Linked DNA regions of Homo sapiens: region 1 is linked to region 2. A link is a loop called in an ENCODE intact Hi-C map of the cell type or tissue named here. Cell type or tissue: Caco-2. All regions are shown on one strand.

Evidence for each region. A loop is a pair of places that touch in the nucleus more often than their neighbours do. Peaks named below come from ENCODE experiments on the same cell type or tissue, not always from the same donor. Only the 100,000 strongest peaks of a DNase experiment are listed, where the experiment ranks them.
Region 1: it touches region 2 in a loop (1.8-fold over the local background); 4 of 110 quality-filtered maps call a loop at or near these places.

What each region holds. Positions count from the first base shown.
Region 1 is chr12:39,361,544-39,369,543 of GRCh38, reverse strand. KIF21A (kinesin family member 21A) reads left to right here. Exons shown (of 38, transcript NM_001173464.2): 4 at 1,512-1,661; 5 at 2,380-2,514; 6 at 3,027-3,194; 7 at 6,331-6,446. Among named protein-coding and RNA genes, the nearest start is that of KIF21A, 78 kb to the left of the region's middle. In Caco-2, no CTCF peak of the experiment used is centred here; no DNase peak of the experiment used is centred here.
Region 2 is chr12:39,541,844-39,549,843 of GRCh38, reverse strand. LOC124902918 (a long non-coding RNA gene) reads right to left here and starts at 3,578. Exons shown (of 2, transcript XR_007063277.1): 1 at 1,237-3,578; 2 at 1-849. It also overlaps a transcript of ABCD2 not described here. In Caco-2, no CTCF peak of the experiment used is centred here; no DNase peak of the experiment used is centred here.

The DNA of each region.
Region 1 (8,000 bases), 180 kb after region 2:
TAAGATTATAAACACTTGACCAATGTCCATAGAATAAAAGAACAATTAATATTGTTTATTTAAGAACCCCCCCCATTTTTTTGGAGATAAGAGTCTCATTCTGTCACCCAGGTTGGAGTGTAATGGCACCATTTCGGCTCACTGCAGCCCCTGCCTCCTGGGTTCAAGTGATTCTTGTGCCTCAGCCTCCTGAGTACCTGGGACTACAGGCATGCACCACCACACCTGGCTAATTTTTTGTAATTTTAGTAGAGATGGGGTTTCGCCATGTTGCCTAGGCTGGTCTCGAACTCCTGGCCTCAAGCTATTCACTTGCCTCTGCCTCCCAAAGTGCTGGGGTTACAGGTATGAGCCCAGCCAGGAACTTATTTTTATCAATAGATAAAGGTTATTACTGTTGTAATTTAGACAGGCTTACAGAGTGGTGGGAACTTAATGACTAAGGCCAAAAGTAGGGGAAGTATGTGAGAAATAATAGGTCTGAGGTTGTAGCACTTATCTGGCTGAAGAAATTGTTATCCTTGCATAGGTAGACAGATGTTTTGATATAATGTCTAAAGGTTGTGGTGGATTTGGATTAATTTAGGCTGTCTAGCATAGTAGAAGGAAAATAACACTAAGAGGACATCTAGGATTTGAGCAATATTGCACTTTGGTGGACAGTGGCATAATTCTAGGTTCTTGGTGCAAAGAGAATTTAGTCTAAATTACCTGATCCATGAGCTAATCATTTTCATCATTGATGAAAATTTTCCTCAGCCTTATGTAGCACAACATAGAAAAATTAGTATCAGTTTTTTTTTTTTACTGCTGGTTTTAATGGATATCCTTATTTAGTAAAAACCAAAGAGAATATAACTATGTATTCCTAAGGAAAGTAAATGATGGTGGAAAAAGAAAAGAAACAGTGTTATTCCATCTTCCCTTTCACCCTCCAAAATGTTGTCAGGCATTGTAACTTTAAAACATATTGATAGAAAAATAGGTGTGTATATTCTCTTCTAAGGAGGTATCTGGGTTTTTTCAGCCACTATTGATACAGGAACACTAATATTGTTACTGACCTTGCAAACATGCTAAGTGTTAATTTTTCAACACGTTAAGAAAGGTTTCAGGGCAACAGGAAATATGTTTTTAGCTCAAGTAGTAAAAATTCTTTAAATATTCTGAAGCTTAAGATTTGTCCACATTTGGCACATGTTTCTAGGGTTTGCTTGTATTTGTAAATATTTGACTATCTCTTGCAAAGGATTAGTAGATCATTTTAGCTAGTCCTCAACCCATTAGTCATGATTAAGTCACTTACTGTTTTTACTTTTGTAAATAAATCTGGCATTTACTTATAATTGTTATAATAATAGCCTCATTCATTTTAATGTGTTATTTTGAAAAAATATGTCATTTTGAAATACTTTAAAAATCTGTATGAAGGAATCATTATGTAATGTGTTGTTATGACAACTACCCAGACAATTTCTGCTAAAATTAGATTTCTAATATTTTTTTGATAGCTCTATAATGAAGAGGTCCTTGACTTATTTGATACCACTCGTGATATTGATGCAAAAAGTAAAAAATCAAATATAAGAATTCATGAAGATTCAACTGGAGGAATTTATACTGTGGGCGTTACAACACGTACTGTGAATACAGAATCAGAGGTAATATTTATATTATAGTTAAAACAGAGCATAGTTGGCTTTATTTAAATAGTGAGCTTTGCTGATAATCTGCTTAAGATCAAGATATGAAATTTATATCCTGAAGCATGACATGGAATTAAGATCTTGTGTTCTTTCCTCACATTTAAAAAATCAGAATATTAGTATAAAAATATCAGGATTATTATAAAGTCAGCATATTTGTCATAGCATCAAAAGAATCTAAGGCAATTTATGAACAGTTTTCATTCACAGCTAGAGAAAGAGGGTTAGACAATTGATGGTGAAGAATGAGACCACAATCCTTTTGTACTTTTTGCTTTAACCTATGTAGAACTGTATCATGGCTCCTAGAGGGAGATTGTTGAGAAAAATTACAAAAAATAATTTTAACGGAATATAGAGAAGCGTCTGAATAATTCAAGTTATTGCTCAGTTTGTACCAAAGTGTTCTACTATAACAGTTTTGGAATGGAAGCTGCAAATGTCAGCAAATGGCCAACAATGGAATCTCAGTGTTTTCTTCTATTTAAAAAATAATACACTATTATACTGAGAAGTCCATCTCAAAAAGTGCCTGTAACTGAACTAATAATGTGAAATTCCACATCTTTTATATCCCTTAACATGGTGGGTTTTAGCCATTACCTCAGACTTTGGATTGTATAGTATCTTGTTTATTGTTCAAGTAAAGTCCTTGTTTCTTCCCCTTTTTCAGATGATGCAGTGTTTGAAGTTGGGTGCTTTATCCCGGACAACTGCCAGTACCCAGATGAATGTTCAGAGCTCTCGTTCACATGCCATTTTTACCATTCATGTGTGTCAAACCAGAGTGTGTCCCCAAATAGATGCTGTGAGTTATTAATTCTAATTTCTTAAACTTTCAATTTTTATCTCCCTAAAACCACATGAATTCTCTGAGAATATATTTGAGCCAAATTCAGTTCATTTAGTCATTCCTTTTTCTAATTTCCTTTTCTGATCCTAGTTAAGTTGAAGCTGGTCAGCCATGTAAGATTTTGAAATAAAAAATTGTATAAATGTCTGAAAAACCAAAAAGCATGCTGTGGCCATATGTTGTTGGATGTCATCACCTGAGACCTTTTGCTTTTGAGGATTATATGCTGTAGGTTTCCCTTCATTAGCATAAGCAAAGCCTCAGTTGATAATAGTTGAGTTCTGACCATCCAGGCTTTTTCTGACTTTAAATTTCTAATTGCCAGCAGACATTTTTGAATTTATTTGGCTTTATGCCTGTTTCTTTGGTTGTGCCTATATGTGTACATGGGATAAGCGCAAGGTAGGTTAGGAGGATATTTAATGTTACATTAATAAAGTATTTTCAATTATTTTTCTTAATTTCAGGACAATGCAACTGATAATAAAATTATTTCTGAATCAGCACAGATGAATGAATTTGAAACCCTGACTGCAAAGTTCCATTTTGTTGATCTCGCAGGATCTGAAAGACTGAAGCGTACTGGAGCTACAGGCGAGAGGGCAAAAGAAGGCATTTCTATCAACTGTGGACTTGTAAGATTAAGGCTTTGTGCTGAGAATATATCAGAGCTTTTCTATTGTCCTTTTGTCTTTTGTAATTTATAATATCCATATGGAAATCCTTCAGATACTGAACCAAGAAATGAAAATTATAGAACAGTTATTAGTAATGCACTGAATCTCCAATCTCCTCATGTTGTAGGCTTTTTTCTGTTTTTATATATTACAGATTTTCTTCATGTGTATAAATTTAGTCGTACTAAAATTTATATGTGCAGAAAATTATAGATATACAAATTATTTGAAAAATTCTTTCCACATTTAACAATATACTGTCAAAATCAACTTATTTATTTATTTTTATCTTTTATTTTTTTAAAACAGGGTCTCACTCTGTCACCCACTCTCCTGGAGTACAGTGGTGCGATCATGGCTCACTGCAGCCTTGACCTCACGGGCTCAATTGATCTTCCCACTTCATAGAAGCTGGGACCACAGGCGAGTGCCACCACACCCAGATAATTTTTGTATTTTTTGTAGAGATGGGGTTTTGCCACATTGCCCAGGCTAGTCTCAAACTTCTGGGCTCATGCGATTCACTCACCTCAACCTCCCAAAGTGCTGGGATTACAGGCGCGAGCCACTGCGCTTGGCCCAAAATTTAATATTAAGTTATTTCATGGGTGAAGACCTTCAAAGTAGCCTTTTGATAACATTTTATGACAGTCACTTTATTGACTTTGGAAATTGTAATTTTTTTTAGTAATGATTGTTTCAAAATGATAATTTTTCTAGATTATATTAAGAATTAACTTTAATACCATGCCACCTAGTGGCATTTTGATTGGAAAACTCCTTGTGATTTAGTTAGCATAAAGCTTCATTACATGGAAGGAAATATTTTAGAGCAAAGTTTTGTGTTTTAAATTTGTTCTTATTATCTTCATTACAAAACTGGATATTTGTACCTGCACAAATGTAATGACATCCCTAAATTTCTGCGACACCAATAGCATCAGAGTTGTAACCACCCAAGGGATTCTTTTTGCCTGCTGCCCAGATAGAGCTGATTTATCAAGACAGGGGAATTGCAATAGAGAAAAAGTTTAATGCACACAGAGCCAGCTAAATGGAAGACTGGAGTTTTATTACTCAAATTAGTCTCTCCAAAAATTCAGAGACTGCAGTTTTTAAAGTATAATTTGGTGAATGAGGGGGCTAAGGGAGTGGGGAGTGGAGGTTAAATCATATGGGGTCTAAGTGGATTCTTCTTGCTGTCTTCTGTTCCAGGGTGGGATTACAGAACTGCTTGAGCCAGATTACCAGTCTGCATGGTGTCAGCTGGTGCATCAGAATGCAGGGTCTAAAAAAATATCCAAACATCAATCTTAGGTTTTACAATAGTCATCTTATCCATAGGAGCAATTGGGGAGGCTGGGAATCTCGTGGTCTCTAGCTGCATGACTCTTAAATCATAATTTCTAATAATCTTGTGGCTAATTTGTTAGTTTTACAAAGGCATGCTGGTCCCCAGGGAAGAAGAGGTTTGTTTCAGGAAAAGGTTGTTATCATCTTTTCAAAATTCTTTAAACTATAAATTCCTCCTTTAGTTAGCTCAGCATAGGAATGAACAAGGGCAATTTAGAGATTAAAGGCAAGATGGAGTGGATTAGGTCAGATTTCCCTCACTGTCATACTTGTCTCACTGATATGAATTTTGCAAAGGCAGTTATAGAGTGTGTGGTGTCTGCTTTCCTCCCATTAATCACCCCCCAATATTTACTCCTATATGATTATGATCCGTCTATGGGGAAATTACCAACCAAGCCTGATTAGAGAGAGCCAGACCTTCCAACTCCAATACTCATCTTGATGGTCCGACATGTGGGTGAATGTTGTATAAAATGGCATGCCTGGATTCTGGACTTCTTGCATTGTTTTGAGTTTCTTAGGAGATATAATCATGGTGGTATTTACATTTATGTTGTCAGGAAAAGACAAAAGCCATTGCTTTGTTTTCCTCTTTAGGCTCTTGAAGCATGTTGAGACATATCTAGTAGAGTTTCAGTATTACCATTGCTTATGACAGTAGCTGCTCTGGAAAGGGGGAATGATGAAAAAGTGTGATCCTGTTGCCACTCCCTGCATGATCTATTTTTCCTAACAAAGTCATGGTTATAGATGTTTGCATTACTGATGGCCAGTGTGAACAACATTTTGGATAATGTTTATCTTGTAGGTGATAATTCAGTGACAGTAGGAAAAACAGCAGGGTGGCAGGAGTGACTACAGAGTTCTGTAATTTGACTAGTTTTTAAATAATTGGATGCTAACACATATATTATTGTATTTATTTATTTATTTTGAGGCGGGGTCTCACTCTGTTGCCCAGGCTGGAATGCAGTGGTGCAATCCCAGCTCACTGCAACCTCCACCTCCCAGGTTCAAGCTATTCTTCTGCCTCAACCTCCCAAGTAGCTGGGACTACAGGCACACACCACCACGCTTAGCTGATTTTTGTATTTTCAGTAGAGATGGGGTTTCCCCATGTTGGTCGGGTTGGTCTCAAACTCCTCACCTCAGGTGATCCCCCCACCTTGGCCTCCCAAAGTGCTGGGATTATAGGAATGAGCCACTGCACCCAGCCCATCTTATTGTATGTCTAAGGATAGATATACTTGCATAGGAATACCTTGTTCAGAGAAATAATACTGATTTTTTTTGTTGTGATTAAAGAAGGTTTTCTTTTCCCGTGGGAACTGTATTGCAAAACGAAAATTTGCATCAAACTGTTAAACTAACTAAACATTTTATTTTTACATTGAGTTGAGGAGAAGAATGCGTAACATGAATGGACAATTTTCTGGGGACATAACCTGATGCTCTGATAATTCTAGGGGTAACTAAAGTTGTCAATCTTATTTCTGTTTCAAAGAATTAGTACTATTAGTACTATAGTACTAATATATACATACGGTATTATATATAGTACTAATATATATGTACTAAATTTTCAGTGACATTGGTTACAAATGTAAAACAAAACCAAACACAAATATTCTTAATTATATTATGTCTCTATATTATTCTCTGTAAACTTTCTTTATTTAAAATTGTTATAATTAGTAAATTTGTATCATTTTGCTGTCTTTCTTTCTCTTTCTTTTAGTTGGCACTTGGCAATGTAATAAGTGCCTTGGGAGACAAGAGCAAGAGGGCCACACATGTCCCCTATAGAGATTCCAAGCTAACAAGACTACTACAGGATTCCCTCGGGGGTAATAGGTATGCATAGATGATTATCCTCTACTCAGACTTTTGATTATTCATTATTAAATAAGCTTGTAAGATGATTTATAAGAACTACTTTTATTGCAAAGCAAACTAATAGGATGAGGAACTAATCCTTATACTGTTAAGGATCTCAAATGTGTGAATAATTTTGTATGTTATTTCACATAATCCTAGCATCCCTTGAGGTGTAGGTATTATTATTCTATTTTCTAGATAAGGGAAATGAATCTAGAGAGGTTAAGTAATTTATTCAAGGCCACTTAGCTTGTATATGAAGTCAATAGTATGTGGACTTTCTCTCTTATCGTAGCTTCTGTTTTAAGTACTTAGCACAGAATAGAAAGCTAATAAAATTTTGTTGAAAAAGTACTCTTTCCTAAGTAATTACAAAGTAATTTAAATATTATTGGTACTTTTTTTTTTACAAAGTCTTCTAAAAATTCAAATTTTTTTTTATACGTGGAAAAATCTTAATGTCCACTGAATGAAATACAGAGTGTTGGCTGGTTATTAACTTTGCCAATATCACTGACATTCTTGCTTTCTCATACCTTGCATCATTCTGATATGTTTTTTCAGCTTTTTTTTTTATGGTAATGTATTCCCCTCTGTAAATATGTTGGCTTTACAAATGGAAACATTTTTGGGATTTAAATTCAATCATAGCACAATTCAACAAGTTACCAACAACCACAGTGAATCTATTTTACAGTGTTTGCAATAATGTAACATCATATTTACTGAAAAGATTATTAGATGCTATACAACAAATCTAGTATTTAAACTAGCAAGGTTTCTTTTTGAACAACTGTGTTAGTTCGTTCTTGCACTGCCATAAATACCTGAGACTGGGTAATTTATACAGAAAAGAGGTTTAATTGTCTTACAGTTCTGTAGGCTCTACAGGAAGCATGATTCTGGCAGCTGCTTGGCTTCTAGGGAGGCCACAGGAAACTTACAGTCATGACAAAAGGCAAAGAGGGAGTGAGAACTTTACAGGGCTGGAGCAGGAGGAAGGAGAGGAAGGTGCCAAACACTTTTAAGCAACCAGATCCCCTGAGAACTCTATCATGAGAACAGTTCCAAGAGGGAAATTTGCCCCCAACATCTAATCACCTCCCACCAAGGCCCCACCTCCAACACTGGGGATTACAATTTTACATGAGATTTGTGTGAGGGCACAGATCCAAACTGTATCAACAACTATTATCCAAATAATTTTGGATAATATTAAATCCTTTTAAGTTTATAATCCGTTTGGTTTAGAAATAAAGTTCTGTTTTGGCCGGGCGCAGTGGCTCATGCCTGTGATCCCAGCACTTTGGGAGGCCAAGGCGGGCAGATCATGAGGTCAGGAGATCAAGACCATCCTGGCTAACACGGTGAAACCCTGTCTCCACTAAAAATACAAAAAAATTAGCCAGGCGTGGTGGCGGGCGCCTGTAGTCCCAGCTACTCGGGAGGCTGAGGCAGGAGAATGGCGTGAACCCAGGAGGCGGAGATCGTGCCACTGCACTCCATCCTGGGAGACAGAGCGAGACTCCG
Region 2 (8,000 bases):
GTAATTAATCCAACCTCATACAATACCCAAACTATAGAGCTGAAATTTGACATGAGCAATATTTGATTATAAAGCCTATGCAAGTCCACATAACCTTCTTTTAATTAGTTTAGGTCATTTTTCATTATTACTATTTTTAACGTAAATATTAAGTATAATTTTTACTGACTCAAGGTTTCTGGTTAACCAAACAGATAGATGCACTTTTCATCTAAAAAGGGAACTTATGTTACACTTTGTATTTTTTTTATTTTAAATTATGGGTGTGGTCCTATGGGAGAGGGAGAATATAAGGCAAATTTTCAAAAGTTTTGAGGCCCTGGTTGTCATTATTCATTCACTGATTCAGTAAATACTTGTTGACACTTCCATGTACCAGTTGCTATGCTAGGGATTCAGAGATTAACAAGACAGTCCTTGTCAGAGCCCTCATGAAATATTTTACTATATCAATATTAAACAAATGTATGCCAGTTAGATGTTGTGACTCCATATAAATGACTTACTTGTTTTGTAGTATCTTCTCAGCTCTTGTATTTTCTATCTAAGACCACTCTGTTGCAATTTAAGTGATAAGCATATTCTGGCAGCAGGATTCCCTCAATAATACACTTTTGGGCTTCACAATCTTCATGATCTTTAACTTGGGCTATTACAAGTTCCAACAAAACCAGTCCTTAGGACTATATCATCCTTTGCCAGTAGATGGTCCTATGTATTTAGCATGTTGTCTTGAAACCTAAGAAACCGCTTCTCAAGTTCAGATCATGTAAAACTAGCCAGTTTTATACATTCAAAGGTAAGTCTCGTATGTTACCACAAAACTCAGATAAACATAGCAGGAAAGTTCTAAAAAGCAAAAGAAAAATAAACAATTATAGTTGTGTTATAAACAAGGATTCCAAAGTTAATAATATTTAAAGTTACATAATTTGTCTCAGTACTTGTGACCCAATATAGAAACAAAAAGATTAAGTATTCACTTATGAGTTTTTATGTGATTTAATATTATACCTAAAAACAGATTATGTAGCAATGAAGCAATGAAATACTGATAAACATGAAATAATATTAACTTGGCTATATCATTTAATTTTAGTCAGTTTAATCCATATAAATAAGGGGTAACCTTATATATGAAGTATATTTAATTTGTATATATTAAATATATTAAATTTAATTAAAATGCATTGGACCTACAAATGTATAAAACTAAAGAATTTTCTGATGACTCACCTGGGAAGGTGCAAAAGAGGTCTTATAATCAGGTGACAGCTTATGGAAAGCTAATATAATGAGACCTTTTTCAACATGCAGATGCTGATATTTCCAGAGTGACAAAGACCGATGAAGCAATTGTCAAAGTCCCCTTTTTTAGGCTAGCTCATTGTTTATATGAGACAAGTTTCCAAGACTCACATAGGTAGGGTATAGATAAATGAGGTTAATGTAGATCCAAGCAGCTACAGATGCTCCTTGACCTAAGAGGGGGTTACATTTTGATAAACACATAGTAAGTTGAAAATATCATGAATCAAAAGTACATTTAATATACCTAACCTGCCAAACATCATAGTTTAGTCTCGCCTACCTTAAATGTGCTCGGTTGCATTACATTAGCCTACAGGTGGGCAAAATCATCTAGCATCATAGTGCACTGTAGAGTATTAGTTGTTTACCCTTCTGATCAGTGGCTGACTGGGAACTGAGGCTCACTGATGCTGCCTAGCAGTGCAAGAGAGTATCATACTGCATATCTCTAGCCCAGGAAAAGATCAAAGTTCAAAATTGGAAACTGGAAGTACAGTTTCTACTGGATGCATATCACTTCCACACAATGGCAAAGTTGAAAAATCGTAGGTCAAACTCTCATAAGGCAGGGACCTTCTATACATATATTTTACAACCTGACACACATACACACATGCACATGCACATACACATATACACACACAACCCCTTAGAAGTTTATTACAAAGCAGCATAAATATTTTGAGGACTTAAGTTACTGAATTCTTTTTTATTTTGGTAAAAAACACATAACATAAAATTTACCATCTTTAACATTTTTATGTGTACAGTTCAGTAATGTTAACTATATTCATATTGTTATGAAGCAGATGTTCAGAACTTTATCTGGCAGATCTGAAACTCTATGTCCATTAAACTCTCCTTTTTCTCCAACCCCTAGTTCCAACTAACCACCAGTCTACTTTGTTTCTATGAATTTGACAACTTTGGATACATTATATAAGTGGAATTATACAGTATTTGCTTTTTTGTGACTGGCTTATTTCATTTAGCATAATGTCCACAAGATTCCCCCATGTTGTAGCATGTGATAGAACTTCCTTCCTTTTTAAAGCTGAATAACAGTCCTGTACATGTATATACCATATTTTGCCTAATCATTTACTTGGGTTGCTTCAGCCTCTTGGCTATTGTGAATAGTGCTGTGTGAATATGGTTGTACGATTATCTCTTTGAGACCATGTTTTCAGTTCTTTTGGATATATACCTAGAAGTGAATTGCTGAGTTTTTATTTGTGTGTGTGTAGAATCTCCATCCTGTTTTTCCTAGCTGCTGCACTATTTTACAGTCCTACTAACAGTGCACAAGGGCTCCAATTTCTCCACATCCTTACCAGCACTTGTTATTTTCTACTTTCTGTATAGGAGTCAATCTAATGAGTATGATGTGATATCTCACTGTAGTTTTGATTTGCATTTCTCTCATGATTAGTGATATTGAGCATCCTTTCATATGTTGTTGGTCATTTGTATATCATCTTTAGACAAATGTCTTTTCAAGCCTTAGCCTGAAAAAAAAATTTTTTAATTAAAACTTGTTTCATGGTATTTAAGGCCCACCATGATCTGGCCTCAATTTGTTTTCTCTGCTTCCAAATAGCTGTTTCCCCTTATCCTTCCTCCATTCCTCTGTTCTTCATTCCCTTGACTGGACACAGTGGGTGTTCCCTTTTGCTTTTCCTCTTACTCATTTTATTTTCTCAGCCAACAATGCCCTTACCCTACCATCTTCATCTATCAAAACCCTATCTAGCTTCAAGGACATTTAAAATTTTTTTTCAGTTGTATATTTTCCTTTATTATGACTATAGAGGACTTTATTTCAAATCTTACCATTACATTTATCATATGCTACCTTTTATCATGTATCTTCCCTAACCACTCATTCATTCATTCAACCAATCACTATTTATTTGTCACATAATCTCAGACTATTCAATCTAAAATACTCCCCCAACCAGTCCTTCTTCAACACATTACCCAGTTTTATTGTTCATGTAACTTATTATTATCTCCATTTATCTTATTTATTTATATGACAATTGAATCTAACTTCATATAACCTCCACCCTTCTTAGACTATAAGCTCTGTGGGGTAGGAATCTTGCTTGTCTTATTTAGTTAGTATTCATGGCACCTAGAACAATACATGGCAGATAGGGAACACTTGAAAAGTATTTATTCAATAGGTGCCTAAATGCATGAGTGAACAAATGAATACAAATGGAGCAAAAAATAAAAAATGTGAATGAAAAAATAAAGGTTAATTTCTGAGAATGAATAAAATTACTGTAGGAGAAGAATATTAAAAAGTGCACTCACTCCTTCATATTCTTGTGTATTAAACCCACATTATTAGGTAAAATTATAATGTGCAGTTTTTTCTTTTCTGCTGAACAGAAAAATTAGGCATCTTGGGAATTTCATAATATTTATTTCATCTACTTTCTTTCCTCCTCTCCAGAATAAATTAAGAATTAACTCACTGGTTTAAATCTTCCCAACAGGATGGTGATAATAAAAGTTTTACAAACATTTCTTCTAATTCCTTGATTCAATAGAAAGTAGATATTACAATAACTATATAAATGGACTATCTAGCTCCATGTTTTCCTCTCTCTTTGAGTCCCCAAACTGTATATCCTTCCTCTTTCTGCTTCTTTGGGTAGCTCTCAACATCCCTCAAGTCAGGTGGACAGGTCCAGGAATTCATAGATCCTATACTCTTACTATTATCAAGCCAATGACCATAAAGAGGTCTTTCCTCAAATTAGAGTCTTTTTACTTTCTTTTTGTGTTTGTATAAAAAAAACTCAATGCCAACAGAACAACCTTACCCTAATGGCCACAAGACCTGATCACAACAATGAAAAGGTCAATTCACAGCAGAAAGCAAATTTTCACCAATAATAGAGCCTGTTAGAAATACAGCACCTCTTCTCACCACCAGCCTTAGGTATCGGCTTGAGTGATGATTAGGTACACTAGCTTTGGAGAAAGACTGCTTGGTGGGGTCCTGCCTCTGTTATCTCCCTGCTGAGAATGTTATATAACCTCTTCATGCCTCAGGTTTCTCATTTTTAAAATGGAGATAATAATGGCACTTACTTCATTGCATGTTGTGAGGCGGGAGAATCGCTTGAACCCGGGAGGCGGAATTTACAGTGAGCCAAGATTATGCCATTGCACTCCAGCATGGGTGATAAGAGCGAGACTTCATCTCAAAAAAAAATCTTACCTGAGATTCCTCATGGAACAGAGTCCTATCTAAGCCAAATTTTTGAAGGCTTTATTTTTAGGCTTTGTTAGTCTAAGTGAAAAATAATTACTCTTGCTGCACTTCATGCAAATAATCAGGCCAAGTACAGGAAGACTAAAGTTTATTTTGTAAACAAATTAGTTCTACCATGATTTGTTTTTAATAAAAATGGGGACTAGAGAGACAAAAATTATGCTTCAAAAGAAAAACTATAGTACACTGTTGTTAGCTGTTTTTGAGGTGTTTTTCTGCAGTTTAAGCTAAATTCTAAATTCTTTGTGGATTAGAAGTCCCCAAACTAATGCTTTCAAATCTTTGCTTTTAAAATTGGAAATTGTACTACTCATCCTAGGACTCGTTATTTACCTTACAGTAGGCTGTTCACTTAAACACTGTAGTAAAACTGTAGATAAGAGTACTAATGTTTCTGCCATGCAAGCCTTGGAAGCTCAACCAGGCCTGCATGAGTACACTCAGACAGTTGCAAAGCAGTTCCACTCTTCTCACCCTGGGGTTCACTCCCATTCCCACTATGTCTCCTGTCAGCAGGAAGAAGCCAGAGCGATCCACAGCCTTTTCCTATCTTCATAATCTACACCTTAAGATTAAGGTGTTATAAAACCTAAAGGGAGGGATTGAAACCACCTTTGCAAAATTATGACGGAGACAGTGAAAGAGATCTAACTTAGCTGACTCCATCTTGCTTCTAACCTCCAAGCTGTCCTTGTTCATTCCTGGGTGTAGGCTGAAATAACTTTGGGATAAACTTAGTTTATAGTTTACACTTTACACAAAGACAGTAACAGCCCTTTCCCAAAGCAGACCTCCTTCTTGCCTGGGGACTAGATTGTCTTTGTAGGATGAACATTAGCCACAAGATTAGAAATTATGGTTTACGAGTCATGTAGCTGGAGGCTACAAGATTCCTACCCTCCCTAAACTGCTCCTGAGATCAGTGCTTGAGATATTTTGCAGACCCTGCACTTGATGGATCAGCTGGCATCACCCAGATCAATAAACTGGCTCATCTGATCTCGTGGCCCCCACCCAGGAACTGACTCAGCACAAGAAGATAGCTTCGACTCTATGATTTTATCCCTGACCAATCAGCACTTCTGGCTCACTGGCTTCCCCCCACCCACCAAGTTATCCTTAAAAACTCTGCTCCCTGAATGCTCTGGGAGACTGATGTGAGTAATAATAAAACTCCAGTCTCCCACACAGCTGGCTCTGCATGAATTACTCTTTCTCTATTGCAATTTCCCTGTCTTGATGAATTGGCTCTGTCTAGGCAGTGGGCAAGGTGAGCTCCTTGGGTGGTTATATCATTAGAGAAGGACGTATAATTTTGTGGGAGAGGTAGTCCTTTTGAGTTAAAAGACCCCAAGTGTGAGCTGATAGAGGATACTGAACTAGTGCTCAGTGTCTGATGCATAGTAGTTACTTAATATATGTTTGTGGAATAAGTAACAGAATGACTGAATGAATCCATAAATAAAGTATTAACAGAAAAAAGGGAAAAGGAAATAGGCACATGCCAATAATAAAATTGCTTTCTTTGCAATTGGGCTAAGGTTCCAAACGTCAGATGGCATGTTGCTGAAATTGTATGGACTTTCTCTCTTTGCAACAGATCCTACTGGTTACTAAAGCCTGGATTGTATGTAAAATAATGTGTCCAAAAAGCTGAAACAAAAGCTGAAACACTAAGTTCTTCTCAATTCCGTTTCTCCAGTCCCAAATTTGCTGGTGTTCCTACACAATTTTAATGTGTCCACATCATGCTTATATCTTTCATACAATCCCCACAAAGGAAAAGGACATAAGAGAGCAAGGGACTTGGAAAAAAAGAATAATAAATAGAAAGATAAGGAAATGAAAGAGAGATGGTAATATATGACTGCAGCGGCAACAGAAATTATACTTAGAGAGGAGAGGAGTAATTCTGGAGACCTATGACCTATGACCAAGGGTCCAAATGTCACGCTGGCTTCCCTCATCTCTCTCTCATCTTCTCAGATGAATTTCCATGTTCTCAGGAAACTCTGGGCAGGTGAATATTGAAAATTCTCTGTCCTTATAATGGGATGAAAAATTGGATTTTATCACAATCTTTATTGATATTTTGACTTAATATGATAAGTCAAAAACTATACTGATCATACCCATCTGGCAAAATTCCAATCATGTGTGATCCTAATCACTGGTTCTCTTCATATGTGGAAAAGAGCAGCTGAGTGCTGCTGGAGCAAGTCACTCTTCGAGGTAAAATATTCACTATAAATTCATGATGATCAACTTCAAAAGATTTGTCAGCACCATTCAGCAATCCTCCTGTATTTCTTTAGTTCTCTCACTGTTCCACTCTGTACAACTGGTCTCAAACTTTTCCTGCTCTCTGAACAAGCCCAGTCCTCCCCTCCCTTCTTTTCTCACAGCTGATCATTGGCTGACCCTTTACATTTCTGCCACCAAACGTAAAAACTGACCCTTATCCTCATTCATTCTATACTTTGTCCCTTTTCATAAACATAGCATTGCCTATTTGCCTACCTAATTCAGTCACCCCTAGAACTCATCCATGACATCTTCTTGCTCTTCATACTCCACAGCCAATTCACCATCAAATCCTATTCATTGTGACCCCTAAATAACAGCCCTTGAATAAGTCCTCTTCTCTCCATCTTCACCATTATTAGCAAGGTTCAAGAATAACTGTTTTCTCTGACCTGGACTACTGCCATTGCTTTCTAACTAATCTCTCTACATCCATTCATTAACTCTACCAATTTATTCCTTTTTTTTTTTTTTTGAGATGGAGTCTCGCTCTGTTGCCCAGGCTGGAGTGCAGTGGCGTATCTCAGCTCACTGCAACCTCCACCTCTCGGGTTCAAGCGATTCTCTTGCCTCAGCCTCCTGAATAGCTGGGACTACAGGTTCGTGCCACCACAACTGGCTAATTTTTTGTATTTTTAGTAGAGATAGGGTTTCCCCATGTTAGCCAGGATTGCCTAGATCTCCAGACCTCATGATCCGCCCGCCTTGGCCTCCCAAAGTGCTGGGATTACAGGCATGATCCACCATGCTTGGCAATTTATTCTTTAAAATTTCTTTAATATTTTAAAATTTTATATTACACATATATGAAAACTTCATGAAACATAAACATCCAGCTCAATGCATGATCACAAATCCTGTTTAACCACCACCCAGGTTAAGAAATAGAGCATTTGCCAGCACTGCAGAGGCCCACCCTATGCTGCTTTCCTTTTAATTACCAGCCCTTCCCACTCCTAGTGCCATCACTATCCTGTCTTCTAACACCACATTAGTTTTGCCTGCTTTAAACTTTATACAGATAGGATCATATTGTTTACATCTTTCTGTCTGTATTCTTTTACTTAATGTTATGTGCATGAAGTTCATTAAT